2 separate regions of the Mus musculus genome follow, and region 2 is linked to region 1. Evidence: chromatin loops called from intact Hi-C (ENCODE). Cell type or tissue: left cerebral cortex. All regions are shown on one strand. Links, peaks and the distances in the headings refer to the core of each region. The heading gives the core; the rest is flanking DNA. Region 1 has its middle 67 kb from the start of Ccna1. Region 2 overlaps Gm31358 (a long non-coding RNA gene).

Region 1 (16,041 bases), core at 4,670-12,669:
TTGGTCTGTGAGTTGGTGAAAGCCGGTGTTCTGTTTGACTATTACAAAAAGCTTTACCCAGTAATAACTAGTAAACATGTTTGCTTGGCCAAACATGTAGGTGCTCAATAAATGCCTATTAGTGGGCTAAAGATGGTCCTGGATAATTCGGCTTGCAACATTCCAGGTCCCCATAATCACAAAAATTCTGATCAGCCTTGTAGAATCTTTAACATGGGCATAGGTTTTTTCCATAGGAACTTCAGTTCACACCACCTTGTATCCATCACCCAGCCATGGGGACTGGCAGATAAACAGCTGCAGGGAGCACAGCACACTGCTCTAGCTGACTATCGCTTTGAGCAAGCTTGGCAGGGGCCCCTTTAGGAAAGAGAGGTTTTTTGTCCTTTCTGGCAATGTCCAGGAAGGCTCCAGATGGGTATACAATGTGAACTGTGCAAAGAGCCAGGCTATGGGCTGGCAGGAGGCCTCGTGCAGGGACCCACAGGGAGGCAACTGTGCCAGAGGAGGAGACAGTGAGCTGGATGGATAGACTGCAGGGTGATAAGGCATGAGACAAAGGGTGGACAGACAAACATCTGAAAAGAATGCAATGCTTCTGTTGTTGCTTCTTACATGATAGGACTCTTTCTCCCTTCCTTCCTTCCTTCCTTCCTTCCTTCCTTCCTTCCTTCCTTCCTTCCTTCCTTCCTTTCTCCCTCTCTCCCTCTCTCCCTCCCTCCCTCCCTCCCTCCCTCCCTCCCTCCCTCCCTCCCTCCCTCCCTTCCTTCCTTCCTTCCTTCCTTCCTTCCTTCCTTGAGTTTGCAGGGAGAAGTGCCAAAGGCTTTTCAAAAAGCTAGATTGTGTAGACTTTTATAGATGAGAACTAAGAAAAATTTGCTACTCTTCTATCTGCTGTATGAGCATAACAGGTTATTGGTATCATTAGAAATTGCTCCTTTGGTGATGATCAAAACTTCCAAGTCCTACCAATAGCTTCACAAACGCCTAAGGCTATGCTTGGATTATGCATAGACACTCGCCAACAGCTTGGCAAGGCCTGTCTTTTGTTTCCCTTTCATCATACTAAATGAAAGTGATCAGTTGTGTGTTTGGATCCTGGAAAAATGGGAATGTCCTGAGTTTTCCAGCCTGGTGGATGTAAGCTTTAGACATCTCTGTTCTCCCTGACAACCTCAACTGTTATGCTGTTGCTCCGGAGGGTCATCAGTGCCCTACTCCTCTGGAGTGGGGCACAGCCTACCAGAAGATTGCTTATGACAATAGATGTGGTTTGAATAAGAATGTCCCCAATAGGCTCATATATTTGAATGCATAGTCACCAGGGATTGGAACTATTTGAAACGATTAGAAGGATTAGGAGACCTTGTTAGAGTAGGTGTGGCCTTGTGTATCATTAGATCTAGGCTCTCTTTCTTTACCTGCATCTGAACAGATGCAGAGACAGTAGGTTTCAGTGAAACTGATCCTTCAGGCAAATAAACGTGGGCAGTATGAGTTACAAAAGCCCCTTCCTACTACTATGCCTTAGTCACTATTCTATTGCTGTGAAGAGGCACCATTACCATGGCAACCAACTCTTAAGAGAAAAACATTTAATTGGGCCTTGCTTACATTCAGAAGTTTAGTCAGAGGTTTAGTCTATTATCATTGTGGCAGGAAGCATGACTGCACGCAGGCAGACATGGTGCTGGAGAGGAAGTTGAGGATTCTACATCAGGATTGACAGGCAGCAGGAGGAGAAAATGAGCCAGAGGGCCCACCGAGGACTTCTGAAATGTCAAAGCCGACCCTCAGTGACACACGTCCTCCAATAAGGTCACAATGACTCCAAGGCCACAGGGCCTAATCCTTCCAAATAGTGCCACTTCTGAGAACTTATGGGGGCATTATCATGCAAACCTCCACAGAATCAGAGCCTTACTAAGTAAGTTGTTGTGCCCTGAGGAAGTAGTGTGTACAACATTACCCAGTTTACTTGACCACAGGGCCCCTCACCTTCAGACAATGAGCAGAATGCTGCAGAGTTGGCACCTAGATAGCCCCAGAAAATGAGAGATAGGAGTTTCCGTTCCAATCCAGCTCTAGTCTGGAAGTCACCGGGCTAGGAGCAGTAGTGACCATAACCCAGACCACTTATAGGAGGAATAGAAGTGCACAATTGAGTAGAAACCTTGCTTGGTGGAAAGGTTCACTATTATAATTATAATACTATATATAGTATATAATGTTTAATATACTTACTATAATTATATTATATATTGTTATATATTATAGTATATATAATTATATATAATATATGACATATGCTATGTAGTATTATATGTGTAATGTATTATATATTACATGAAATATATAATTATAATAAACACATATAATTATACATATAATTATAATATTATAATAGCTAAATATACTCTTAGTTAATGACCCAACAATCTTTACCCTGGGTATTGGCCTAAAGGTATTAAAAACATACTCAGTAATAGTTTACAATCAAATAGTTACAATAGTTTACTCATCAATATCAACTAAAAAGAATGCAAATTTCCATCGGCGAGGAGGGGGTAATCAATGTGTAGTATGAGGCTATTGTGTATTATTACCTAAAATATCCCAGCACTTGGGAGGCAGAGGCAGGCAAATTTCTGAGTTTGAGACCAGACTGGTCTACAGACTGAGTTTCAGGATAGCCAGGGCTATACAGAGAAACCCTGTCTCAAAAAAATATGTATGTATGTATGTATGTATGTATGTATATTCACACATGTGCCAATGTGGGTGACCCTAAATGCATCTTGATGCCTGACAGAGTCCAGAGCCCAAAGGACACTTGCTATATACTATATATCCCTGTTTACGACATTCTGGAGAAGATGAACCTACAGTGTCAGAAAACATCAGTTTTGCCAGTGATTGGCAGAGGCAGAGAGAGGGGGTGACCTTAAGGGGCAGCAAAGGGAATTTCTGGCTTTGATGAAACTGCTTTGTATTATGAGGGGCACATGGGTAGAACTCCATATAGCTAACTCAGTTCTATCCTATGAAAAACTTTAAGAATAAAAATTTTCTTTTTTTTCCTTTTATTAATCATTCCAGTTGTTTACACCTCAACTGATATCCCACTTCCCGGTTACCCCTCCACAAACCTCTCATTCCACATCTGCCTCTCTCTGCTCCTCTTTGCTTCTGTGAGGGTGCTCCTCCACCCACCCTCTCCTGCTCCACCACTCCAGCATTCCCCTACGCTGGGGCATCGAACCTCTACAAGACCAAGGGCCTCCCCTTCCATTGCTGTCAGGCAAAGCCATCCTCTGCTACATATGTATCTGGAGTCTTGGGTCCCTCCCTGTACACTCCTTGGTTGGTGGTCTAGTCCCTGGGGGTACTGGGTGGTCAGGCCAGCTGACGTTGCTCTTCCCATGGGATGCAATCCTCCTTCGATCGTCCAGTCCTTCCAGCAGCTCACCTACCAGGGTCCCTGAACTCAGTCTGATGGTTGTCTCCAAGAATAAAAAATGTTAAATTGTTATGAAACATATGACAGCTTCAGAGGTGAAGAGAGCTAGACCTTCTTCTGGCAGAGTAAATAGTAAAGGAAATAAGTTATATAAATTTAGGTTATGTCAAATTTGAATAATTACAAGGAAAAAAATACACAGCATAGAATTCACAAAACCTGGGCACATTTTGTATACTGTAATTAAAATAAAACATGCCAGTTTTTTCCTAGACTTCCCAGTGTTTTTCAAATCCTACAAGATCAGATATTTACTGAGTATCATTTTTATGATCAAAAAGCTCTTTCTAGTGCATGGATTACAATCACATCCCCTCGTTAGCCACAGAGAATCCAAGGGGGGAATTTTAAAGTTCTATTTACTTGATCTTTTTAGTTGGCTTTCTTTTTCTGTAAAGATTTCTCAAATCAAAGAACAAGTCTAAGCCCTTTGTCATTCAAAAGGTTTTTTTGTATTGAAATCCCATGAAGCGACTTTGTTGTGTTTCGTTTAAATGGTGGTACTTTTTAAAGGTAAACGCTTATTGATCAGAGCGCCACATCCCTGAGAAATCAAACTCAGCCTGCTTTCAAAGAGACTTAAATCAATTTATTCAGATGGACACACTTCTGCAGATTCAAGAGCAAAATAAAAGCCCGGCTTATTTTGCGTTCGTGAATACTTGGGAGAAAATGGGCTTCTTTAATGCAGCCTTTCCTGGGGGCCTGGGGGATGATTGTAAGAAGAGACTGAAACCATAGCATGATGGGTTCTCATTGTACTAAGGAGATCTGTTAAGGAGGGTGAGGGTGCGGGGGCATGCGCAGTCCTGCAGTTACTCAACACGTGCTTCCCAATGATATTTTACTCCAGCCCTTGAGCCTCACAATGACAGCGAAATGAACATTCTCTAGAGTTGCAGGACCCAGCCTGTGTTGTATCGGCAAATACAGATCTCCCAGGAATAACCATTTCCATTCCGATGGGGAAAAGTACTGCTGAGTCTAAGCTGCCTGTCAACTTATCCCATAAGGTTGTGTAATGAAGAAGAAGAAGAAGAAGAAGAAGAAGAAGAAGAAGAAGAAGAAGAAGAAGAAGAAGAAGAAGAAGAAGAAGAAGAAGAAAAGCAATCTCATTCAACAATATTTTTTATTTTTTACAGACAGAATAAGGGAACATATGAAAGCTACTTTTTTATGTCACCTGCCTATTTTTTGACTTTGAGCGTTAAAGTGGGTTCCAAAAATAATTTATTTTTTTTTTTAAATATTAAGATTCTGTGTCATCCAGGAGAACAAGTTCATCTGAAAACAGCTGAGGAAAGCTCATCTGAACTCCCAGAGACTGAAGCAGCAACCACGGGGCCTACACAGGCCTGCGCCAGGTCCTCTGCATATACATAATAGCTTTCAGTTCCATACGTTATGAGACTCCTGAGTGTGTGAAGATGGGTCTTTAATTCTTGTAAACCTCTTGGGACTCGTTCATTTTTCCTTTGGCATGTTTTGTTCAACAAAATGATGGGGTTTCTTTTTTGTCTTATCTTATATTTTATTCTATTATGTTTTGTTGTTATCTCGTAGAAGCCTGTTCTTTTTCTCATGAGAGACAAAAAGGGAGTGGATCCAGATGGGAATGGAGCTGGGAGAAACGGAGGAGTAGAGGGAGGGGAAACTGTAATCATATTATGTTGTATTAGAAACGGGGTAAAGGAAATTTAATAAAAAAGGGAGAAGGAAAAAATAGCCGGGTGGGAAGGGAAGGAGTGGATCTGGGAAGAGAGGAGAAAATATAATCAAAACTTATTGTCGAAAGCCTCCAAGAACTAATTAAACATAGATACGTGTGTGAGTGAGTGTGTGTGTGTGCGCGCGAGCGTGTGAATGTGTGTTATGTGTGTATAGAATATTCCGTGTTGTTGAAATTATGCCCTGAGCTAAGAGTGTAAAAATGAGAAGAGAAGCATCCAGAGACCTTCCCAACGCTGGGGGCTCCAGGACAGACTCTTAGGAGGCAAGTGTCTAAGCCCCACCCCCAGCAGTGACCACACCCCTCTCCTGCAGCTCTGGGGTTCTCCCCATCAAACCTGTGTGTCTACGAAGAATTGCTAACATGACTGACTCTCTACAACCTTGTTCTAAACATCACATCTGACCTCTCCCCCCCCCCCCCCATTGGGTGTTTATTCTGTGCTAAACACTGCTAGCACTTCCCACGGAGGTACGTATTGGGAATGGCAGGAGCAATGCAAAAAACACAGTCTGCATTCAGAAACCCACATCCCTTGTCCAGGGTGAACAGCTTGAAGAAACAAAAACAAAAACAAAAACAAAAACAAAAACAAAACAACGGTGTCTACCTGCTCAAGGAGGACGAAACACGGAGGACGAAGGGATGTTGATTACATGAAGATGGAAATGAGAGAGAAATAAATAGGAAAACAGAAATATTATAAGACCCCCATTTCAAAACCAGCAGGACATATCCTTTTGTCACCTGTGTGGCCATCAGGACTCAGTGACCTTGAGAAGTCACATCCATCTTTGGCTCTTCCATCTTTCTAGGATGTAGTGGATGGCCCATCTGAGAGCCCAGTTCCACATCAGATCCAATAAAGCCACCTTGTCCTTGAGTCACGGCAATGAAGCTTCTCCTTGCTGTAGGTTGCTCACTGGTTGCCACTGAGCCAGGCAGCCTCTTGCTGGCATGTTGAGCCATGCAGTCCAGGAGACAAGGCTCCAGTGGGAAGGCAGAGCAGCTGAACGTTGTTCCCAGTAGGCCCCAAGCTGCCGTAGTTCTGATTCCCACACTCCTCCTGGCAGTTCCTGTTTGAGAGATTCTATCCAATGTCAGGCTCTATGGACACTCTATCTCCATACTACTCAGGAACTAAAGAGAAAGCTCATGAATTTGAAATCTACTTACTAGGCAAATGACATATGGATTTGTAGATACACCACCAACAACAACAACAAAATTATGCAATATTTTATTGATTTATTGGGAATTTTGTACAACATATTTTGATCATATCCGTGCCCTCTAGCTCCTCCCAGGTCCACCCCTACCTCCCCACACATCCCTCAACTTCATGTGCTTAAAAAAAAAATCAACCCATCAACTCCAATTTGTCCTGCCCCGTTTGGGTATGAGGCCATTCACTGGACTATGGTCCACCTACCAGTAGTCTCATCTTCAGAAGATGTCAACCATCAACATCAGTTAGGGATGGAGGCCAATGAGCTCTTCCCCTCTTCAGGCTGGAATGTTGGCTGACCTGAGTCTGACTTCAGGTATCCTGTCATGTCCCAAAGACGCTCTTTCAATTCAGTCCTGTCCAACCTCTTGCTCTTATAATCTTTCTAACCTGCACCCCCCTCCACCCCCTGCTTCTGCAATGGTCCCTGAGCCCGGAGGTGTGACATATATATCCTCTTTGTGTTTGAGCACTGCCACTGCCACTCTCTGCATTTTGATTAGCTGTGAGTTTCTGCTGTCACCGCCATCTGCTGCACCAAGAAGCCCCTCTGAGGAGGTCTGAGAACGGCACTCTGTGGGTCCTAAGATCCCCTTTAAGGTGTGCCACCAGTGACATAGATAAATGAGCAAGATTTTGTTTGTTTGTTTGTTTGCTTGTTTGTTTTTGGCAATTGAGCCTTCATTGACCTATAAAACCCAAATCACAGGAGACCAGCCATGCAATAAGAGCATTAATAACCCAGAGCTATTAGATAAAATTTGCTTCTTTCTGAATGAAGGAAACAACTATGAATGTTTTTTTCATCCTTGGGCAAACTGCCTAGCTCCAAACATACGTGTTTTGCGAATATTCTCTGGGCAAAACTGAAAGTGTCTTCTTTACTAGAATACCAGGGTGGAATGAGCTCAGGCAAGATGGTTGCTGGACAGTGCAGCTCATTCTTACAGTCAAAGGCTACGTATGAAAAAATCCCCAAAGGCCCCATGAAGTTGGCCTGGCCAACTTCAGAGTTCCTTCTTTCCACTCAGAAACTGTGAAAATTCTTTTCCTATAAAATACAGTCCACGAGCTGCTAGTTTTTTCCTTAAGAGCCAGAGGCAGAGGCAAACAGACTTTAGCTCCATCCTCCTGACTCTACTGGTCTCCTCTGACCACAGTCCACTTCAGTTAGCCCTCCCTGGCTTGCCACTAACCTGTTTCGGGGCAGACACACTCTCCTGGTTACTGGAGATGAACATGAATTTACCATGTCTTCAGGCCAGCTGAAGCAGGTCAGTCTCAGGGGATGGTAGCCTAGCAACCATTAAATCTTCAGGCCTATTATACAGGCACCTTCTCCTTGGAGTCACCTGACCCCTTTCTTCCACAGCCTGAAAGGTCTGTGTGGTGGGGAAGCTGGAAAGGGCCTTAGTCTCAGTTTGAGTGTGTGTGTGTGTGTGTGTGTGTGTGTGTGTGTGTGTGTGTGTTAGAGCAGAAGATGGATGAAGATAGAGGTGGGGAACCTGACCACTAAATCAGCTTTACCATCTCCCAGATCAAACATACTGAAGAATCTATTGGCTGAAATTGGGCTAAGTACTGCTTCAGAAAACATCAGAAGGGCACCCTCTTCCATCTCAGCAGAAATAGCTGCTCTTAGAATTTAAACCACTCCCAAGAACATCTTCCAATGTCTACAGAACTGATCTTTACAGAGCACCTAGAAGCAGCAGTTTTCAACTTGTGGATCAAATGACCCTTCACAGAGATTGCCTACCCTATAACCTTCAGATATTTACATTACAACCATAGCAGTAGCAAAATTACAGTTATGAAGTGGTAATGAAAATAATGTTATGGTTGGGATGTCACCACAATAGAAGGAAGTATATTAAAGGGTCTCATTGGAAAGGCTGAGAACCACTGACCTGGAGTGTCCAGGCATGGTGTTGCCAATGTTATTTTATTGAAGACATCAATTGTATTCATTCTGATGCTACTGATGAGAAAGCTGATAGGCAGAGCAGCCAAGTAACCTGCTTTAAGTCACACAGCTTATAACGAGTTCTGTTTTTTTTCCAACAGCCAGTGGTGCAGGCAACAGCTTTGACCTCTGCACTCTGCCAGCTTTGCCTGTTTCAGTGGCATTAAAGGAAGCAATACGAAAGTGATCTCAGAAGCAACCATGCGGGTGATCTAAAGCGATGTTAGGGAAACTTCCTCTGTACATCACAAGCTACCGAGAAAAACATCTCCCGTTGATTTGCCACCATCCTCAGACCTGATTTTTACAGGAGTAAAAAGCCATAAATGCCCATTAAATGAATTAGTGGATGATCACATTCTAAATGAATGAGCTTTTAGATACAGTTGTGAGGTGTCTTCTCAAAACGAGCTCCCACTTCTTTTAACTCGTTTAAAGTCATTTTCCTTTATGCTCCTGGGAAAGTCAGCGTCTCCACCTAGCCACTGAGAAAAATCTCACCACCCACATGTGTGACTCTATGACTCTATCTCTCCAGTTTCCTGGGAAGAGGTGTGTGTGCTTAAAAACAAACGACCAAAGAGAAGAAAAGCAAATATTTCATTTACTGGGAATTGAGCTATGATGACAGCACTGTAGCCTCTATTGTGGTTCATAGACTTACTTGCATGGCCTATCTGTTATTTATACAGACATGCACATGAGTTTAAACACACACACTACATTATCAATAAAGTATACATAATGATCACAGACATTTGCATATGTTCATTTTAAACATCAATTAAGATACTTTGCACGAGGGGGTGTGGGTTATTAAAAATGGACATGTGGGAGGAGGATACAGAAAAAGTGAGAGAGGAGCCACCTGCTCTCTGAACTGCCCTGGTCAGCCTGACAGGAAGCAGTGCAGTCAGCCACAGCTGGAAGGGAAGCGCCTCTGGAGCAAAGCCACCGCTTCCACCAGCCAGCAGCAATGGGAACTCAGCCCAGGTTGGCAGCCAGCTCAGTCCACATCCACACTGGCAAGCGAAGCCAGGAGAGAATCAGTTAATCACTTTAACGGAATTGATGTGCTGCCTACACCTCCCCTTGGAGTCCCAGAGAAGCAGTCGAGCATCCCGGTTTTTCCTGCTTGTGGTCCGATCTGCTGTGACAGGTATAGGTGTCAGAAATTGTCAGTGCTGGATGAAGGCAGTCTGTTCTGAGTAACAGAGAACCAAACCTAATCTCTCCAGCCGCTTAGTTTTGAGGATGACGCAGAAGAACCCTGACCCCAAGGGAAGGGAGCAGATGGATGGGAAAGGACATTCCTCACCATCTGGGCAATCTATGTGTGGAAAACTGGTAGGTAACTGTAGTGACATCCTTCCCAAAGTTGCGTATGGCCAAGACCTGTAAGCATCCCAGGAGAACAATGGGAAAAACACTTAGGGAGTTCTATCATTGCTCCTCTTATAAAGGTGAATGAACGAAATGTTCAAGAAAGGTCTCCTTGTGGGTGAGCCTCACCACCCATTGAATGTTCTCTCAGACAGGCCCTGACACAGAAGCACCAGCTCTTAGGAGTAACTGAAAGTTTCCTGCTAGTAACCTTTGTTAGACCCAGTTCTACCCACAATAGTTTACATAAAAATGAAGCAACAAAGGAACCCCCGGGAGACCGTTTGCTTTGAAGCACAAATGTAAACGGTCTGGTTTCAGCACCCTCAGATTGCTTTCTGTGCAGAAAAGGGCTAAACAATCACTGCCTGGGTCACTGGCAAGGTGACATTCCTGGAATTACTCCTTAGACTGTAGGAGACGCCAGGCACAACCGCTGTTATTTGGGAGAATGTTCTTGTAAACCCTTTCTTCCTCTCTGACTGCACAGCCTTCTCTCAAGCTCATGACCACAGCTGTGTGGGCATCTCCAGATGACACGAGGGAGCTGGTCCTCCCATAGCACTTATCTGTGATCCACTGTGGTTAACTGACATTTTGTAGAGTTCTTTCCCTCTCCCTGTAGGTGAACCATCAGCTCAGGTTCCTTTCTGTACTTGTGTGTGTGTGTTTGTGGGTCTGTTTCTATATGTGTGGCAGCTGCTTGTGCACAACTGTGAACCCATGTGTGAAAGTTGGAGAACAACCTCAGAGACTTTCCTCCAGTAGCAGCTGTTTTGTCTTGAGACAAGGCCACTTAGAACTCCCTGATGCTGCTGGGCTGCCCGACTAGGAAGCCCCAGGACTCTCTTTCCAGCTCCCAAGCTCTGGCATTACGAACATGGACCATTATGCCTAACTTATTTTTTAAAATGTGAGTTCAGGATATGGAATTTAGGTCCTCCTACTCGCAAAGTGAGTACTTCATCAGCTGAGCTCTTTGCCCAACCCTATCTTATCTGTGACATCATTTCTCATCTGGACCTTTAGCTTGCTAAGTAAGTCTTTGCTCACTAGTAGCAATGAGAGACTATAGCCACAGAAATCCTTCTGTTTCCTCTACTACATACAAGTTGTAGAAGAGTTGAAGCATAATCCTGCCCCATATAAGACAGACCAGGAGCAAGAAAAGCAACCAGCTCATGACAGGCATGACACAGAAGACTTGCTTTTAACTTCCCCAGGGTTGTTCACTGTTTGGGTGCCACAAAAAATTGATAAGCTGTTCCCTAATTATTTATTTAATCATCTATCTATCTATCTATCTATCTATCTATCTATCTATCTCTTTACCCTTGTGACTCTCTAGCCACCTGTCCTGGAAAAATTATCTCCTGATTAAAAATTTCTTTGCTGATTCATGAAGTAGAAATAAAAGTAGTATGGAACCTGTAGCCTTTGTGCGCATGTGCACACGTGCATCTCTGTGTGTGTGTGTGTTTCCAAGTGGTTTATGCTGTTTATTGACTTAAAATTATTCCATAAGTCAATGTGATCATTCTTCAATATATCTAATGATTTTGAATCCAAGGAAAGATGTCCCTCCCAAATCTGAGACCTGGTGAGATTCTTCCATGTAAAGGGGAACCTGAGAATCCTCGGAGAATCTCGTTAAGCCATGCAGTCATCCATCTCCTACTGCTCAGAAGGACACAGTAAGTACCAGCCACTGTAGCCCCATATGCTATGTTACCTAGGGAGTAGGCTACCATTTTCTTGAACCTCTGAGCTTGGGACCCTGAGAGTGCCACAGGAGAGGAGGCCTCCATGTAAGCAAGTAAGACTGCAGAAAGCTGCTTGTACCCATGTCTCCATGTCAGGTGAACAAGGAGATAATAAACTTCCGTGCCGCTGACTTTTTCTAAGTGGCAGGGCTTGAGAACCTCAAAGATCTTTCCCCAGAGACACTCGGATCACTTTCCATCGCACGATACCAGGCTGTTCCTGGATGCTCCGTAAGTGAGTAACAAGTTCTGAATCCAAAACTCATTTTTACAAAGTCACCACTGAAAAATTCAGAAGAGCATCTTACCCTGCATAAATCCAGCCAGGAGCTTCTTTGGAGCAAAACTGATTGACAGCCAAGTGTTGTCTGATTTGGTAGAGTGTCTGGGTCCTTTATACTAAAGCTTGCATTTTCAAAAACATGAGCTTGTTTTTCTCAAAATGGAGACATTTTAATGCTAAATACATACGTAGATGAAATAAATGAAAAGGCAAGATATTTTTGGTAAGACTTTAGCAAGGGGGAGTTGCCTCTGGATGTCTCATAAGTAGTGGTAACTTTGCTGCATATTTTTCTGGATTTTTTCTACCCATTGATAGAACTCTAAACATGCATTTTCTTTGATGCCTCAAACTATTCAGCAAGAGCATGCTCACTAAATGCCCAACCAGTTTAAATGTAATCAGATTTGCTGTGTACAAATTTGTTGAAGGGTGTACATTCCTTCAACTAATGGTCAGGTACTTTAAAAAAAATACTGAGTTTTGCTGCTCTTTCCTGCTCTGTTCTGTTCTCTCTTCTGTTTGTTTTCCCCTCCCCCACTAGAATAGAATCCAGTTGTATGGCAGAAGTAGTCTCACTTAACATCCCTGGAAAGAAGACAGGCTCCTGGCCTAATATATTCTTTGGCTCTGTGCATGTTATTGTCTCCATCTCACAGTAATGCCACTGTCCCTCAAGGATGGGCTTCTTTGTTGGATTGGCCAAGGCCCGTGTGATGGTTATTCTTTGGTTGTCACTTTGACTACATCTGGAATTATTTAAAATCCCCAAATGGAGGGTACACCTATAAGGGATTTTTGCTTAATTTAAAATAGGAGGAGCCACTTCTGTATCTTTGAGGTAGGAAGACACACCTTTAATCTTGATCCAAATGGAGGGTACACCTATAAGGGATTTTTGCTTAATTTAAAATAGGAGGAGCCACTTCTGTATCTTTGAGGTAGGAAGACACACCTTTAATCTTGATCCTTTGAGCTGGGAAAAACCCCACCTCTAATCTGAGTCACACCTTCTGCTGGAAGTCTATCTTGGGATATGGAAGATGGAAGCTTTTCATCTTTCCCTGCTTGCTCTCCCCTAGATAGCAAGTCAATTCTCTCACCGGCATTAGAGCCTACTTTGGGATTCCAGAGTCTACTGCAGACCAGTTCAGACCTCCAGACTCACAAACTGAGCAACTGCTGGATTCTTGGACTTTCCATTCATAGCCAGCCATTGTTGTATTAGCCTGTATGCCATTATAATGAACCCCTATTCTATATAAATATAGGAGATTCATTCTATAAGTTCTGTTACTCTAGAGAACCCTGACTAATACAACTTTGAAGGATGCCACTGACAAAGCAGAGTCTTCTTGACTTTAGCCAGCTGCACCCCTCTGAGACTGCATGCTCCCTTGTATCCAGCCAAAACTCCACTGCGGGGACATGTTGCCTGCCATGCAGCCAGACTAGCAGATCCACCAGCCATCAGCTGTGTATTCATGGCTCACAGATGTGCACAGACATAGATTGGCAACACTCCTGGTTTTGCTTCATGCAGGTTTATCTCCTTCTTGCTACGGAGGTGCTACTCTTTAGGGCATGCCCATTGACATGCTAGAGGTACGTGAGAATGAATGAAGGTTATGGACCCTCTAGCCCAGTCTCACCACCACCACAGTTGCTCAGCTTTTGAGACAATGGTGCTGCTGCAGACTCCTAATTTGCATGGAGGAAGTTGAATGTTATTCTTCAGCTTTCTCTTCGTGATCCTCTGCAGTTTTGCTCAAACTTTCCTCATCCCTGCATATACACAAATACCTAAGACCAGTTGAGACCAAAATAAGGAACTCAAGCAGGCAAAGGGGGCGTCAATCACGTTAAAATAAGATTCCTGTTACATACGTGATTCTAACTCCCACTCGATTTTATATACTCTACATTTATCTCCAGAACTGTCCTTAACTATTTAAAGCATGCTTGTTTCCCAAATAAACTCAGCCAGCGTCAGAACACCCACTTTACAGTTGTGTGAAACCATGTAGCCATGTACATCAACCAGATGCACCAGGATCCCAGGCAACAGGGCATAAAAGTCCTTTATTTTTCTTCTCACAGGCAAAGATACTTTCTGAATAGACAGAAGAGTTCTCAAAATGTCTGACTTCATCTACGTGGGTCATGGGGGCTAAAATACGAAAGGATCTCCCTGTGGCGGGAGATGTTGCAGAGAAGGTCCACAAATTTTCCATGCAGAATAGAGCCAAGATCTGCCAGTGTCTAAGGGGCTTTAGCTGTTAAATAAGCCAATTGAGAAATCTAAGCAAAAGGCCTGCAAAGCACGGATAGCAACATCTATGATCGGTCTCTGAGAAAGAGGGGTCAGGAGATACTAAGCTCAATTTCATCAGCAGAGCTGAAGGAAAAGGCATGAGCCCACAGCCCAATGGGAGCCCTGTCATGGCCCTGCTTGCTGACAGACAGACTGGGCTGGTGGCAGAAGCTTTCTCTGGCTGTCAGATCATTTTCAAAAACAGCAATTCCTGTCATGCTAATAGCTCAGCCTATAATTAGGTGTATTTATCTATGTCCCTGTGATCTGTCCCTTGTTTTCCATGCTTGATTTCCTTTAAGAACAAATAATCCCTATGAATTATTCTTTTCCAGAGTGGCAAGTGGGAGGAAAGGAGAGAAGAAGAGGGGGAAAGAAGGAGGAGAGGTAGAGAGGGAGGGAGGAGAGGGAGGGAGAGAGATATTATAAAATGGTCTAAATTCAGTGTCCTGGGCAATTAGGAGACAGTGGGTGGCCAACTGGGCTTTGAGCAGCATCATTATCCATGTCAGTGAGATGCCTAGGAAGTGCCTTCCTCCAGGAAACTGAAGCAAAAATATCACCCCTCATATTCGCTCATTTTCCAGGAACTCTGAGGGACCAGTCAGCTATTGCCCAGTGTGCTCTTTCCCAGGAAATACTGCTGTACCCAATGCATGTACTGCCTCCAAACTCCAGCATCCCCACTGAATCTTTAAACCATCCACACAAAAACAGGAGAGCACCCCCACAGACTTTATATAAGTTGTTATGATCTACTCCTGATAGGAAACAGGAATTTCCTATTTCCATTGGAAATGGGAGTTTCCAGAACTTCCATTCCATTGCAATGCTGCATATTCTGTGACTGCAAGATCTCATTTCATACTCATAAAGACCTCAAACGCAAATACTGTCATGTTCCCACCTTCCAGTTAAGAACAGGTGTTCAGCATGGTTAAGATAGCAGCCATCTTGATTTGCTGTGCACAGAGCCTACTGTCCTAGTCTTAGTTCTTGATAACTCCAGAGCAGGCTGCCTCTTCTAACTGAAACAGGAAGATGCTTGCACTGATAAACAGAACTGTTGGAATATTTCTGCCAGTTCTTTCTCCTCTCATCATACATTGTACTCTGCTTTCTGTTGCTCTGAGAAAAGCAACTTGTTATAGGTAACATAGACCATTGGCTGAGAGAAACCAAAACAATGACTAAAGGAATGAGTCCTAGGCAGAAACCATGGAACAACGCTGCTTACCAGTTATTATCTATTCATGCCAGTTTTAGCCCAGGCCCAACTGCCTAGGGAATGGTGCCACCTACACTGGACTGGGCCCTCATATAAATTAACAATCTATAAAATGCCCATAGACATTGCCATGGGTCACTCTGATCTGGACAATTCCTTAGTCGAGTTTTCCTCTTCCTAGATGACTGTAGTCATCTGATGTGCCAAGATGATGGGCCAAGTTGAAGGCTGATGCTCTGTCACTTATGAACTATGACACACAGTTTCAGCTAGAAAAGGGGGGAACACACAGGAAAGAACTAAGTATTACTCCCAGTGTGCTGGGACCCTTATTGTGCGAGCTCCTGGCTTGCCTTTAAAAACAGTCTGTTGGTTGTCACCGAGGCTGCAGGGGTAAGAACCTCTAGGGTGAGCTTTACTAAGCTCTGGGATGGTGCATCCAAATCCTCTGATCCACGGAGAAGCTGAGTAGGCTCTACACCAAGACCCTAAGTTAATTGGCCCCACCAAATTAAAAATACCATGAATACCCATTTATACTAATATTTAAACAAAAAGAAAAATATATCAAAGATATGCTTGCTATCAAGCAAGGGTTAAAAAAAGTAAACTGCCTGGTGGAGCATA
Region 2 (16,041 bases), core at 3,790-11,789, 57 kb before region 1:
TCAAGTCTCAACCTGCAGCTCACTCTGGGAGTGCTTTGCAATCTAAATACATTCATTTATTCAGTAATAACACCTCCCATATATCAGGAACTGCTTAGGAAACAGGTAATGAACAAGACAAGCTTCTGCCAGAGTGACCTTCAAATCTGTGTGAAAATGCCACCCATTTTCTTCTTCTTCTTTTTTAAAAAAAGATTTATTTATTTTATGAGGATACTGTAGCTGTACAGATGGTTGTGAGCCATCATGTGGTTGTTGGGAATTGAACTCAGGACCTCTGCTTTCTCCGACTCAAATATTTGTTTATTATTATATGTAAGTACACTGTAGCTATCTTTGAGACACACCAGAAGAGGGTGTCAGATCTCATTATGGATGGTCATGAGCCACCACGTGGTTGCTGGGATTTGAACTCAGGACCTTCGGAAGAGCAATCAGTGCTTTTACCTGCTGAGCCATCTCACCAGCCTGCCACCTGTCTTCTTACTTTCCCACTTAACCCTAGGATGAAGACCCCCATTGTTGGCTTTGCCTTTCCTCACCTTAAAATTCCAGTCAAGAAGACACCTCATTAGTTTCCATCTTCTTGCTGTGTCCTCTTCCTCTCCCACTCCATCTCCTCTCCCTCCATCATCCTCCTTCTCTACCTCGCCAGGTCCTTTAGCAACAATTTCTTCAACACCATCAAATGCATCTAGCTGGCAGCCCTGCTGCTCTTCTCACCTGATGGCTCCTGTGTCACCACTTCCCTCCATCCTCAGCTTGGGCTCCTGTCAGCCCCAGTAGCCTTTCAGCTAGGCATACATCAGGATGACCTGCAAGTAGGGACATGGAGGGGGTACTTTTAAGGAAGTTCTCGCACTTTCTGTCAATTATTTTTAAGTTGATATATCTGAGAACTCATGGGAGCTTATATTACCCTCCGGACATGTGATCTGAGAAAGGCACAGACATCCCTCACTCCAAGCCAACTAGGGTGTAAAACCTTTATCATGCTAAATAAAATGATATCATCAGATTATTTAGGAGAGAGTTTTAGTAACATTAACTAACTTAAAGTCTCGAGCCTTCACTGTTTTTCTTGTTCCCTATGGATTTTGCTTCAGGCGAAAGCGGTCTATTTTTGGCACTTGTACCGTTCTAAATTCAGATGCTGAATAGAATGCTGTAGAAGGAAAAACAATAGTTTTGTTTAATGACCTTGGCTTTTTTATCTCTACCCTATCTGCAACAAAAGTTTAGTTTTGAAAGCTAAAGAAAGAGAATACCTTAGAGAAATGCCAACAATCAAAGCCACATTCATATCTACCTGAAATGTTTGCCTTATCCATCAAAGATACTTCACTTGGAGATGTTTAACAAATACAATCCAGGCTTCTTGAACAATTACAGTTATGGAAACAGTAGACATTGGCAGAGGGCTCCTGTTTCTCCGTCTCCCTTTATAAGCTCTGACAATGACATCTCACATTGTGATGGCATCTTCATCACAATTAACAAAACAATTAATGCTCCTGTCTTAGTCATGGGTCATGTTTTATTCAGGTTTTCTCAGCTTCTAAAAGGTATCAGTCTGGACTGCATCCAGGGTGCCACATTACACCCGCTATCTTATTTCCTTGTCTATTTTTGGCTGTGATATTTCCTTAAACTTCTTTTTTCTTTATGACCTTCCCAAACTAGAGTAGTACTGGTAAGGCACTTTGTCAAATGTCCTTTTGTTGGCATTTCTCTACAGCTTTTCTTATGATTTGTTGGGATATATAGATTTGGGGAGAAAGACCCCAGGGGTAAAGTGCTACTGTCACGATACAGGCTGTGTTTGATCAGCGGCGACGTGCCCACTCTGCTGGGATAGTGTTGTGAAGTGTTATCCATAAAGGTATTCTAAAGGTATTGCTGAGGTTGACGATGATAAGACCCATTCTAGAGCTTGTGGTCTAGAACCACAAGAAGAACCATTGAAATATCTGAGTAAAGTTACATTCATATTGTTGGTTTTTACACATCATTGCCATGCTTTCTATGACCAGCAGTTTTTGAAGACTAATTTAGATGTTTAAAGACAATGTCCTGTTGAGCACCTGACCTACATCGGCTTCAAACACACAGTAACCTTGTTTCTGTGTCTCAAGAGCTGGGATTCTAGTATGCAACACTACACCCAACTCAAGAATTACAAGCTAATATGTTTATATGAGGTAAATTCATACAATTTTTAAGAAGACAAATCCCTTTTTAACAAATGATAAAATATGAATTCTAATTTTGCTAATAACTTTATGTTACAAAATATTTACTTCTTCTTAGTAACAGGCAATACTGCTGTAGTTGTTTGCTGCTTGGAAAGTTTCCAGTGATAAAGGTTGTGAATTTGTTGTTGTTGTTGCTTTTATAAGATCAGTGGAAGCGTCAGAATTTATTATTAGGAACCTCTGTAGTCAACAAAATTAATAGAAAATTATAGTTTTTTTTAAAAAAAATTATTTGGGTTTTTTTTAGAGCCAGGGTCTCCCTAAATAGTCTAGACTGGCCTTGACTTCATGACCCTCCTGCCCAGGTCGGGTTCTCAGATGCTCAGATTATAGGGCAGGGGTTGTCAAGACTGGCTCGGAACTCTGATTTTATGTTAACCCTTTAAACCTTATTTTGTAAAAAAGTTAGGAAACAGGCTTGATGCACATACAGAAGACACAGAGGCAGCCACACATTTTATTAGTCTCTTCATCTATCAAGAGTTATCACTGTAGTTGACCAATGCATAGTTTTAGAAAATCACCATGAGGACCTGATGTTACTGATTTATTTTTATCATAACCAATTAGAAAACATTATATTGAGTCTATAGATTGACCTTAAAAGTGAATATTCACATAAAATATTTCAGTAACTTCTCCCATGAAGGACAATTTTAAGCTGACATCACCCTTTTTAAGGACATTTAGAATTAGCTCACTGTTTGTCAGATATTACTTTTGTTGGTTGTATTGCATGGAAGGTTTCTCCACATATTGAACAAACAATTTCTGTCTTTTAAAAGTTCTGTTGAAATGTGTAAAATGAACATGATCAGGAGACGCCAGATGAGGGGCATCACTTCTTACCACCCCTTGTGAATCAACATTTGACTCAAATTATCAATTTTAATTTAAAAATTGTGATGTGATCAAATAACTAATAAAAATACCATTTTGACAAACAGGTTGTGATGTGGGTGTCAGTTTGTAGCTCTGGCTGGAACTTACTCTGTAGACCAGGCTGGCTTTGAACTTGTGGCAATCCTGCCTCTGCCCTCTCAGTGTAAGACTATGGGCATGCGCTACCGTACCCAGAGAAAAAGTGTAATGAAATCACCTCTTCTGCTTTCAGGTTGTCATGTTTTGCTGTAAAAATCTGGATTAAGCAGCACGACTCTAAAGGAAAGTTTAAAAAGTATAATTTCAGTTGTTCAGATAAGTCTTATAAAGCTTTTTTAAAACATATGTCAAAGATATTGGGAAATAAATTATTTTAACAGCTGAATAACAAACACTTTTACAAATTAGAAGAATCTTCATTTTTTTTTTAATTAGAAGAATCTTTACTGTTAATAAATTCTCAGCTGAGATCTGACACCCTTGATAAGAGAGTCTTACTATACTGGCTGGTTTTGTATGTTAATGTCACTTGAGACTAGTTAGAGTCATCAGAGAGGAAGGAGCCTCTATTAAGAAAATGCCTCCATGAGATCCGGCTATAAGACATTTTCTCAATTAGTGATCAATGGGGAGGGTCTAGCCCATGGCGGGTGGAGTCATCCCTGGGCTGGTGGCCGGGTCCTACAAGAAAGCAGGCCTAGCAAGCCAGTAAACACACCCCTCCATGGCCTCTTCATCAGCTCCTGGCTTCAGGTTCCAGTTATGCCTGAGTTCCTGTCTTGACTTCCACAAATAATGAACTATGATCTGGAGATGTAAGCCAAATAAACCTTTTCCTCCCCAACATACATTTTGGTCATGATGGGTTTTGTTGTTGTTGGTGGTGGTGGTTTTTTTTTTTTTTCTTTTTCTTTTTTTCTTTTCAGCAATAGAAACCTTAGCTAAGACACTTACATAGGTTATTATAACTTTCAATTCAGGAGGAATTCAAAGAGTTGACTGCTGTGCTATTTACTTTCAGCTGCCAACTTGATACAGCCTAGACTTGACACCTTGGAAGAGAGTCTAAATGAGGAGTTATTTAGATCCGGTTGGCCTGTAGGCATATGCCTGTGAGGGCATTGCTTTAACTATTAATTGGTGTAAGGCCATTGTGGGCATCGGTATTCCCTAGGCAAAGAGAGGAGAAAGCTAGCTGGGAGCAAGCAAGGATTTGTCTATTCTTTTTGGCTCCTGACTGAGGAGGTCACATGACTCCCTGCCTTGAATTCTCCAAAACTGTGGTCTGTGACTTGGAACTGTAAGGCATATAGGCTCTTTGTAAGTTGCTTTTGACAAACATCAGGGTGTTTGTCACAGCACAGAAATAGACCTAGAACAAATGCTATTGTTATAAAATTTCTATTGTTTGAGTATCAGAAAAAGCTTCTGAAATACACATATAAGTAAAATATGGGTGATAATAATGGCCTATATATTTTTTTATCAACCCAAAATAAGTAACATTTAAACACTGATGAAGCAATGATAAAAAGCTATCCTCACTTACTGTGGTGGTTTGATTGAGACATGTTGCCCATCGTCTTTCACACTGGAACAACTTGGTTCCAGTTGGTGGCACTGTTTCCTGAGGCTGAGGTGGTGTGACCTTGTTGAAGGAAGTATGTCACTGAGGACAGGATTTGAGATTGAAAAGCTCGGACACTTTCAGCTTGCCATCTCTGCTCAAGCTCCTACCTTATCACCCATCCCTACCCTTGTCACCATGCCTCCCTTCCACCATCATAGATGTGGACTCTCTCTTCTCTAAGTTCCCTTGCTCATGGTGTTTTATCACAGCAACAGGAAAGTAACTAAGACACTGACTTTAACTGTCCCTGCTCTTCTAAGAGAAATTCCAACAAAGTGTTCAGTTTTCTATTTAATAGCATTTAATAAAGGTTTTTAGCATGTTGTTTTGTCAAAACATTTGCGTATATAAACATTATAGCCACTTTATAATAGTTGCAGTAGCAGCTCAGTCTGAAAGAATTTTTTTTTACCATCTAGAACTCCATGCTCATAAAAATAGAAAAAAACATATTAAACTTTAGGTTATATACATATTTGTTGCATAGAAATGTGTGAGGATGATAAATAAAAATCCCATGAGTACAGAAATATATTATAAAATTCAGTTCTGGGGGTAGGTGTGAAGGGAGTGGATTGAAAGTACAGGCTCAAATAGAAAGGATGAGAAACTTCACCGTAAGAAGCTCTTTTCTAAGCATCTTTAAATGGATGATGGTGGGTACCAAAATTATATGGTATTTAAATCTATGGGTTAGTATTTTAAAAGTGATAGATGAGAGTACATTATATATCAAAAAGTCTACCACATTTAAATTTACAACAAAGCGTTTATGTATTACAGTAAACATGTGTGGGAGGGACATGTTTTTCTGAAACTGTTTTTAGAGGCCGTAGAGGCAGGAACTGGAGAGTATCCAGTATGGGTACCACTTCTTTCCAAATACTTTTCATTTCTTTGTTTCTTGTTTCTGTTATTAGATGCATCAGGCAACCAACTAACTCATCAACCCAATTCTGATTAAATTCAGTTGTCTTCTAGCATACTGGGACTCCCTGCTAGTACACACACACACACACACACACACACACACACACACACATTCACACACACGCACATACACACATACACGCACACACACACTCGCACACACACACACACACACACACACACACACACACACACACACACACAGACAGACAGAGAGAGAGAAACAGACAGACAGACAGACAGACAGAGACACAGAGATAAAGACAGAGAGAGAAAGACACACAGAGAGAGAGAGACAGACAGACAGAAAGACAGAGAACAAAGGGAAATGAAATGTAGTGCCTCTTAAACATTACTATAAGCCATGCAGTCACCTTTAATTGATCATTATTCACTAGAAGTGAGAATCAATGTCTGAAGTAGACATATACAACATAACCATTACCTGCTTAGCCAGTTTACAATTCAAGATTATTAGTCATGTGGCTTGCACATAAAAATTAGAGGATCGGACTCTACTAACTCAATGCCAAGTAGTCTATGGATGTATTTTGAAAACCATATCAATCTACAACGAGAGGTTTTTGTTTTACATTTTATTACATTTTATTTAGGCATGCATGCCGCCTATGTGTGTATGCATGTGCCACAGTGTGTATGTGGAGGTCAAAGAACAATTTTGTGGAGTCACATCCCTCCTCCAATCTTTTCTGTGGGTTCAGGTCGTTGGGTTTGAGTGGTGCATTCTTTACTGAGTGAGTGACCTCAAACCCCACCAGGGTGCTGTTTTGATTGACATGTATTAGGGAGGGCCAGCTTCCTACAGGTAAGTTGTTAGAAAGGTTTAATAGCCTTTTCAGAAAATAATCCATATTCTTAGATAAGACTTCCCAATTGTAGTGGTAGATAAGAAAAAAATAGTGACATTTTCTTAAAAGTAGGATGCAATTTGGAATCTGAAACTGTATCAATGAACTTTTCAGAATTCTATCATGTTGAAATTTCCTGGTCTGTCTTCTGCTCTGGGTGTTTTAACTGTGGGTGTCTTAACAGGGAGGGGCATTTGGGGTGTCAGCTCACTGCGTTGTGTAGATCTTCAAAGTGTTGGTATAGATCTTCAAAGTGTTGGTATATTTATTCATTAAACTGTAATATTTGTTATTATTTCTTCTAATGTCATCAGAAGAGTTCTGTCAGGTCTGTGGTGACAGATGTGCCTGTCTACAGTCCCGGTTCTTTTGGAGAGCCTGAGGTTTAGCATTGGCAGCGAATGCTATCAGTCTTTCCTTAAAGTGGCATCTCACTTGGTTCGTTGCTGGGAAAGAGTCTTCCAACTAAGATATCAAAATGAACAGGGCTCTTACCTTATTCAGATATAGGTTCTATTCTTGGTAAAAAAATGACCAGATTAGAGCATACCTCAATCTTATGATGGCTTTTCCTTGAGAAAAACCATCAGACCTTGGCAATCACCAGGAGGAATTTTCTGTGTATGTTCCAATTTGTCGAGCAGTATGCTTGAAAATTCTGCTCAACGACTGGTATTTGCTTAATAAAATTAATATTTGCATTGCTGAACCAAGGAAATTTAAAAACGGACATCTTCTGTCCTTTCCTCGCCACCGCCAGTGAACGGTTATGAAGGACAGCCTGATAAGACTTCGCAGGACGCTGACCACTGAACTTTCGTGGCGCTGCCCTTAGTTTCCCTAAGTGTTGCCTGTCTTTGTGCTTGGGACACAAAACAGGCAAACAGCATCAAAGCAAAAGCTTTGAGCTTTAGACTATTCTAAAAGGGGCCCTCGTGCCCATGCTTTTCTGTATTAAAGATGCTACCAAGGAGGCGAGCCAATCTCCGGCAAACTTTATTCTGATGTTGGCATCTGCTCTGTACTAAAGCCCCTCTACTCTCACCCCCTACTCCTCACCTCCGACTCCATCATCCATCAGGTGAGAAGTTACTTGCATTCATTTCCTTAGGACAATCTCTTTTTTTGTGTGACCCCTCCCCCTCTTTCCCCTACTTCCTCTTCTCCCTCCCTCTACACCTCCTCCCGCAACTTTTCTCCCTCTTCTCTCCACATCTCATTTTCTTTGATGTATTTTTTTTATCATGCTAACACAGGATGTCATCTTCCTTAACATCTTAAAGGGTAGAATATAGCCCTGTTATCTATCAAAACAAACTCTACAGAGGTGGATCATCTTTTTCAACGGAGATTTTAAACCCATGAATGGCAATTCCTTCTGCTCCTCCCATTAGCCTCTAGGGACTACCTTCAATCTATTTTATTCTTGTTTTTTTATGAGTTGACTCCTTTAAATGCCTCATAAAAGAAGTTTGTTTTCTTCTGTGGCTGGCTATTTTAACTTAGCATAATGTCATCCAGGTTCATGCATTTTATTAAAGAGATTAAAGGATTTCTATTCCTTTAAAGGCAAGATTACCTTTGGACCTAATAAATTCTGTGGAGATTCTTTTATATAATTTAAAATAACAAATGGCTATTTGATGTCAGTAATAGACGTTACTTTAGCACACATGATTTTTAAAAGACTTGTGGACATATATGTACACTACATGTGTGCAAGTGCCTGTTCGGACCAGAAGAGGGCATCAGATTGCCTGGAACTGCAGTTACAGAAAACTGTAGGGTTGTAGGTCCAGTTAGATCTGCCAGTGGGACACAGCTGGGCTGCAGGGAAGTGCTGAGACACTGCTCTGGGGTGGGAAAGTGCAGTCTGAGATGTGGGAAAGCCAGAGCTGGATGGGGGTTGGGGGATCCACGGCCGGGTCCATAGGGTTCTCAGACCCTTGGACATCCAGGCGCCACTGGGAGTCTTGGAGGAGCAAAGAAAATAGTCAGGATAGTCTATCCTTTCATCTTAGCTCCAAACTTTGTCTCTGTAACTCCTTACATGGGTATTTTGTTCCCTATTCTAAGGAGGAATGAAGTATCCACCCATTGGTCTTCCCTCTTCTTGATATTCTTGTGTTTTGCAATTTGTATCTTGGGAGACTACCCCACCCGGGGATCCATCCCATAATCAGCCACCAAACCCAGGCACTATTGCACAATGCCAGAAAGATTTTGCTGAAGGGACCCTGTTATAGCTGTCTCGTATGAGGCTATGCCAGTGCCTGGCAAATACAGAAGTGGATGCTCACAGTCAGCTATTGGATGGAACACAGGGCCCCCAATGGAGAAGCTAGAGAAAGCACCCAAGGAGCTGAAGGGGTCTGCAACCCTATAGGTAGAACAACAATATGAACTAACCAATACCCCCAGGGCTCGTATCTCTAGCTGCATATGTAGCAGAAGATGGCCTAGCTGGCCATCACTGGAAAGAGAGGCCCCTTGGTATTGCAAGCTTTACATGCTCCAGTACAGGGGAATGCCAGGGCCAAGAAGTGGGAGTGGGTGGGTAGGGGATCAGGGCTGGGGGATGGTATAGGGAACTTTTGGAATAGCATTTGAAATGTATATAAAGAAAATATCTAGTAAAATAAAAAATAAAGTAGTCAGGAGTCTGAGGGCTAGGGACAGCATCTAGCTTGAGGATGGGGGAGTGGGAGATGGGGGTGGGGCTGGGGGAGAGGGGAGCTCTGGTTTGTCCCATGGGGATAATTGTCCTTGACTTGGTGTCAGTTGTAGCTGGGAACACAGAGTGGCCTTCTAAGGGAGATTAGGCTCAGGCTTTGTAGGCGAATGCCTTCTCCATGGCTCCCCATAGTGGATCTTGATGAAAAGAGGCAGTCCACACTTCCAAATAGTTTATTGTCATGGTAGAAAATGGATTCGTAAAATTATACAAACCCCCACCCCTCACTTCTCAAGGTGAGCTTGAGATTAAACACTTTTTGCAGGGAGGAATGTCTGGGAAGGGAAGCTTATTAGCTAAGCCCTCCAGGCCTCTAGGTACCTCATTAGCATGGAGAACTCTGTCTTGGGCCTACGTGACTGTGGTCACATCTCTTTTATGTGAGAAGCATGGCACATGTTTCAAGTCAGGAGTCTGGCAGGGAGGTGGGAGTCACTGAAGCCTTGAGTCTCTGGGTCTCGACCTGTTCTACCTTACCAAACTTCCTGGCATGGTTTTACATCCCACTACTGTTAGCTGTCCTATGGGTGCCGGGACCTGAACTTGGGTCTTCTATAAGAGTAGGAAATGCTCCTAACTGCTGAGCCATCCACTACAGTCCCTAGCATGCATAATTAAAAAATATATATTAAAAAAAACGCCCTACTTCATCTTAATTACATTGTGCCTGTTCCAGGCTGTTAGTGAGCTCGGAGAGTAAAAGTGAAGCCAGTGATTTGCTAATTGCATTAAACATTTATGAATTCTTAGCCCGTTTCTTCCTAGATGATTGACAACCATCAGTGGATCAGCTCTGGCTCTCCGTGAATGTTTGATCTGCTGTAGTTCAGCAAGTAGAGCCTGTAGGAGACATGGTGGTATGGTGTTCAGAGGAGCCAAGCCTTTAATGTACTTGCTGGCTAGTCATCATGATGTAGGTGGCTGCTGAATTTTCTCAGGGATGTTGAGTGTGGGTTTCAGTGGGAGCTTTGGGGGCAGATCATGCAGACCTTGTAGGAGTCTCCTTAGCAACGAGGCTGGAATTAACACCTGCTTGGTCATTCTCAGTACAACAGTGCACTTGTTGCTACGAAGGTTTGCAGGGGGTGAAGTGGTGTGGGGTGTGTGTCTAAATTAGGATCCCTTTGGCCTCCAAGTCTTAGTGTTCATTTCACTAGCCCCCAGTCTCTGAACGACTGCTTAGGAAGACCATTTGCCTATTTATACAAACCACAGTGAGGGGCTTTTTCTAAAGCTCATGAAACCCAATTGTAAAACTTCATTTGTAATACATCTTTGCAAAGAAATCCTTCTTAGGTAGATCGAGAGTTTATAGGGTGTGAAACTTAAACAATTTCAGGTCCTTCTTTAACAACAAATAGAAAAGTACAATGATCTTGTTTAAAATCAATGACTTTACCTCTACAAAGTACGCCAGTCTGGGCAGTTCAGAACTTCTCCAGGCAACTAACTAGAAATGGCTACAGAGAAATGTTCCTGAAGGAACATGACTGAGTTTCTTGGACACCACAGTCTGGCAGCTGGGACTCCTCATTTCCAGATGGGCAAAGTGTGGGTCATTATCTCCACAGTAGACTCATCTTGACCTTGGGAGAATTCTTGGTTCCAGACTAGGCTACTTCTCAAATCTTGTTGGAGAAAATGGCTTGGCTATTTTCAAATGACCCTGAATTATTCCTGGGGTTTGTTGAAGTGGTGAAGACACCGTGATTCTTTCCCTTCATGGAACGATGCCAAATGACACTACAAAACCTCTACAGTTATATTTAATATAATCTAAAATTATACTTAAGCATTACTAGGTATGCGGATGTCTCAGAGGCACAAATGTCATCTTTCTCTGGAAGAACATTCTAGTCGTGAAGAGAGAATACTATAAATTCTGCAACTTTAATTCCTAGTTCTCATTAATTTTCTTTTAAAAAGAGATCCGCCCCCAAAGACAATTTGGAAGGCAATATTTTCATAAGCTTACTGGATATGACATAATTCATTATCCCCAATGTTACAACTATTCTGTTAGCAGATTTATATTCTAAGAAAAGGGCAAATCCCTATCCATATGTTTCTGATCTTTAGAAGCCTAAGATTAAAAATGATTTTAGTTAAGAAAATACTAAAGACCCATAAGAATTGTGGGAGAATTTTACTCATTTTATCTGCCAAGGTTATTTAGAAATATCCTCTATCCTGGTATTGTTACTACCATAAATTACAAAATACACGTGAGTGAATAGAAAGGTGATAAAATGGTTTCCAAAAAGTTTGTGGTTCAAAATGTATTTATATTTTATAAATAGCACAGGTATCAGATGAAATGTTCCCACAAGGTGAATATGTCTGTAATCCATGAGCTAAACCAACACTGGAGTGATGGAAGTGGCTGTTATCACCAGCATAGAATCAGTACTAACCACATGTCTTTGAACCAAACATTCAGTCCTTTATTTTACTCATGTGCAACAGAGGATCATTACAAATATCTTGCCAAATGAGTGGTTTAACTTGATTCTGTCATGATCTAATCATAGGATCCTCTATGTTTGCCCCTTGATAAAGTATATTTTAATATAGTGGAATAAAGATCTCTATTAGTTTTTATGTTGCTGTGATGTAATATATGAAGAAACCAAGGTAAAAAACCAAAAAAACCCCAGGATGTATGGTGTACAGGTGCAGTCCATCGTGGCAGGCAAGGCATGTGAGGTAGCTGGTCACACTGCATATGCTGTCAGGAAGCAGACAGAAGGTTTGTTCTTAAGTTCCTTCCTTGGCTTCTCTCGGTGATGGACTGTAACATTTAAGTCTAACAAACTTCTTTATCCCCAGCTTGCTTTTCCTCGTAGCGTTTACCATAGCAACAGAAAAGTACCTACATTCATGTGGTGCCCTACGTCGTGGAATGATGCCAGCTACGTTCAGTATAACCCTCCCTTTTCTGTTAAACCTCCAAGGAGCCATCTTCACAGAGATGCTTAGAGGTTTGTATTCCAGGCAATCCCAAAGCCCATCAAGTAGCTGACCCAGACTGACTCACACGTTCCCTTAATGTAAGACTTGACATCCAAACAAATAACTTTTGAACTCTAATTATCCATTTCAGATCTTCCAAAAGCTATTGCTCATCTCATAATGCAAAATTGGTTTATTCTTTAAAGTCCTGAAAGCTTTACCAGTCCCAAGACAGTTCAAAAACGTAAGTGCAGTTTCTTCTGAGTCTCAGGAATCTCTTAGCTGTGAGCCCCTGTCAAGAAGACAATTTATGTACTGATAACATACAGCTGGCAGGAGTTAGCATGCCCATGCTCAAAGGAGGAACATAGGCATAACAGAGAGACATTCAGTGAAGACAAGAACCAATTCTGCAGCTCATGGGGCTCATGATAGGATTGCTCAGGTTCCAACAGCCTTGAGGAGCCTCACTACTTCAGCCCTACAACCTGTAGACATGTGTGTGACCTCTCTCTTGAGCTGGATCCACTTTCCTAGGTAAATTTCCCATGGCCCTGGGATTTCTAACAGCCTGGTGTCTCTGTTTTCTCTTAGGCTATGTTTCTCCAGCTCTGTGCAATTGTCTCCCAGGGCCTGCTTGCAGAAAATGCAACCTTGCTCTGCATCGTTGGAGCTCAGTGGCTTTCTGGGACTTGAATGCAAACCTCTAAAACTCCCTCATGCTTGCATTCTTCATGGCTGCAAAATAAGTACTACATGAATAATACTGCCAAGTTCTGATGCTGGCTTGAGATGTGGTCTGTACTTCTTGGACTACAGCTAAAGTGGACATTCTGTGCCTTCAAGGGTAACACGTCTCTTGGTGGCCATTCTGGAGTAGGGCAGTAGAGTTAGGTTCTCACCCATCGAAAGTAACGTATCTTAAACCTGCTTTAGAAGAGTTCTGTATGCAGAGTCACATTTAGATTTAGGGCTGAGCTGGATGTGATTGTTGGCAATTACTCACTTCTAAGCTTCCTTCTGCTTTGCCCTAGATTGCAGGAGTCAGAGACCTGGGAATTGAATGTAGAATTCTGGATGTCGCTGATGGTCTATCAGAAAGATGTGCTTGCCTTTGGAGGAGAAAGGAGCTTTCCCCTTGAGCAGCAGTGGTGGCTACTTGATGTCCTAGGCAGTCCTAGTGCTTCACATTGCAGTGTGTCATCTGTTTGGGGGCTGCTGAGTACCTATGGCACTGACGGCACTTTCCTGGAGATGTCTTAACTTCTGGATGGCAGCAATGGCAGCTTCATGATCTCAGAATTAGAGTCGCAGAATTGTGCCTGGAAGTCTTGAGCCCTGACTTCATTTCTGTAACCTTTATGATTATGTTGTAGGCCTGGAGTTTTATATACTCAGTACCTTTGACTGATATACTTTATGAGGTTCTCTTTTTTATTATTTATTTATTTATTTTATTAGATATTTTTTTATATACATTTCAAATGCTATCCCGAAAGTTCCCTATACCCTCCCTCCGCCCTGCTCCCCTACCCACCCACTCCCACTTCTTGGCCCTGGCATTCCCCTGTACTGGGCATATAAAGTTTGCAAGACCAAGGGGCCTCTCTTCCCAGTGATGGTCGACTAGGCCATCTTCTGATACATATGCAGCTAGAGACACGAGATCTGGGAATACTGGCTAGTTTATCTTGTTTTTCCACTTACAGGGTTGCAGACCTCTTCAGCTCCTTGGGTGCTTTCTCTAGCTTCTCCATTGGGTGCCCTGTGTTCCATCCTATAGCTGACTGTGAGCATCCACTTCTTTATTTGCCAGGCACTGGCATAGCCTCATACAAGACAGCTATAACAGGGTCCCTTCAGCAAAATCTTTCTGGCATATGCAATAGTGTCTGGGTTTGGTGGCTGATTATGGGATGGATCCCCAGGTAGGGTAGTCTCTGGATAGTCCATCCTTTCGTCTTAGCTCCAAACTTTGTCTCTGTAATGCCTTTCATGGGTATTTTGTTCCCTATTCTAAGGAGGAATGATGTATCCACCCATTTGTCTTCCCTCTTCTTGATTTTCTTGTGTTTTGCAAATTGTATCTTGGGTGTTCTATGTTTCTGGGCTAATGTCCACTTATCAGTGAGTGCATATCTAATAACTTCTTTTGTGATTGGGTTACCTCACTAAGGATATTCTCCAGATACATCCATTTGTCCAAGAATTTCACAAATCCATTGTTTTTAATAGCTGAGTAGTACTCCATTGTGTAAATGTACCACATTTTCTGTATCCATTCTTCTGTTGAGGGACATCTGGGTTCTTTCCAGCTTCTGGCTATTATAAATAAGGCTGCTATGAACATAGTGGAGCATGTGTTGTTATTACCAGTTGGAACTTCTTCTGGGTATATGCCCAGGAGAGGTATTGCTGGATCTTCCGGTAGTAAAAAAGTTATTTTGCCTGTTTTGTTTTTGGTTTTTGTTTTTTTCGAGACAGGGTTTCTCTGTATCGCCCTGGATGTCCTGGAACTCACTTTGTAGACCAGGCTGGCCTCAAACTCAGAAATCTGCCTGCCTCTGCCTCCCGAGTGCTGGGATTAAAGGCATGTGCCACCGCCCGGCTCCTTCTGAGGTTCTCAACTTTGACTGATGTAAGTCCTGTTTTGTTAAGGGAGAAAGGCCAGTTTTGGTGTGTGTGTGTGTGTGTGTGTGTGTGTGTGTGTGTGTGTGTGTTTGTTATGTTATCTCAATGAATGTTCCAGAAAGAATTATCCTCTTAATAAACTATAAGTTTAAGAAAACAACATTATTAGGTGGGGCATGGTGGCTCAGGCCTTTAATCCCAGCATTAGGGGGACAGAGGCTGGCAGATTTCTGTGAGTTCAAGGCCAGCCTGGTCTACATAGTGAGTTCTAGAACAGTTAGTGCTATATGGTGATTGCCTGTCTTAAAACAAAACAAAACAAAACACCTCCCAATCAAATAAACAAATAAAATTTCAAAAACCCAAACAAACAGGAACAAAACAAGCATTATTCATAATCTCTTCTGCTAAGAGGTACCTTAGAATTGGGACCTTCAGCACAGTTCTGGCTGACGATTGTCTTCTGACCTAGCCTCCAGCCATGATTAGTTTTTATCAATCTGACACAAATCTAGACATAAGAGGTAATCTTGCTCAGTTGAGGAATTGCCTCCTTCAGATAGTCCTGTGGGACATTTTCTTCATATCTAATTGATGTAGGAGGGTTTAGCCCACTGTGGGCAGTGTCATCCCTTAGTAGCTCTGGGCTATATAAGAAAGGTAGCAGAGGAAGCAGTGGAGAACAAACCGGTGAGCACTGTGTATGCACAGTTCCTGTCTCCAGGTTCCTGCCCCAAGCTCCTGTCATGACTTCCCTTTGTAGTCAACTGTAACCCAGAAGCAAAAAAATAAAACAGTAAGAGCAAGAACATCATCAACAACACTACCCTTTCTTCTATCAAGAGGCTTTTGGGCATGGTGTTTATCAGTGCAACAAAGAAGCTAACTAGAGCACACCCTCCTTACCACACTGAATGTTTAAGTTACTGTCTCCCTCTTTTACATGGGTCCTCCATGTTTTAGAGGGAATGAAAATGAAATCCTGTCTTGAGTAGCAAAGCTCAGTGAATTAAACATGAGCTTCAAAAGACTAAAGTTTGGACCTCCCCTTTACCTTGTAAAAGCAAAGCAAAGCGAAGCGAAGCGAAGCAAAGCAAAGCAAAGCAAAGCAAAGCAAAGCAAAGCAAAGCAAAGCAAAGCAAAGCAAAGCAAAGCAAA

Evidence for each region. Hi-C counts contacts between places; a loop is a spot of excess contacts. Peaks named below come from ENCODE experiments on the same cell type or tissue, not always from the same donor. Only the 100,000 strongest peaks of a DNase experiment are listed, where the experiment ranks them.
Region 2: a loop joins it to region 1, with 2.7 times the contacts of the local background. A loop is called at or near these places in 3 of 42 quality-filtered maps.

Annotation. Positions count from the first base shown.
Region 1 is chr3:54,980,125-54,996,165 of GRCm38, forward strand. No RefSeq gene overlaps it. Among named protein-coding and RNA genes, the nearest start is that of Ccna1, 67 kb to the right of the region's middle. In left cerebral cortex, for the core only: no CTCF peak of the experiment used is centred there; DNase peaks (open chromatin) are centred at 8,937, 9,444 and 11,933.
Region 2 is chr3:54,924,483-54,940,523 of GRCm38, forward strand. The region is part of intron 2 of Gm31358 (a long non-coding RNA gene); the gene reads left to right. Among named protein-coding and RNA genes, the nearest start is that of Gm31358, 16 kb to the left of the region's middle. In left cerebral cortex, for the core only: a CTCF peak has its summit at 8,302 (motif pointing right); a DNase peak (open chromatin) is centred at 10,280.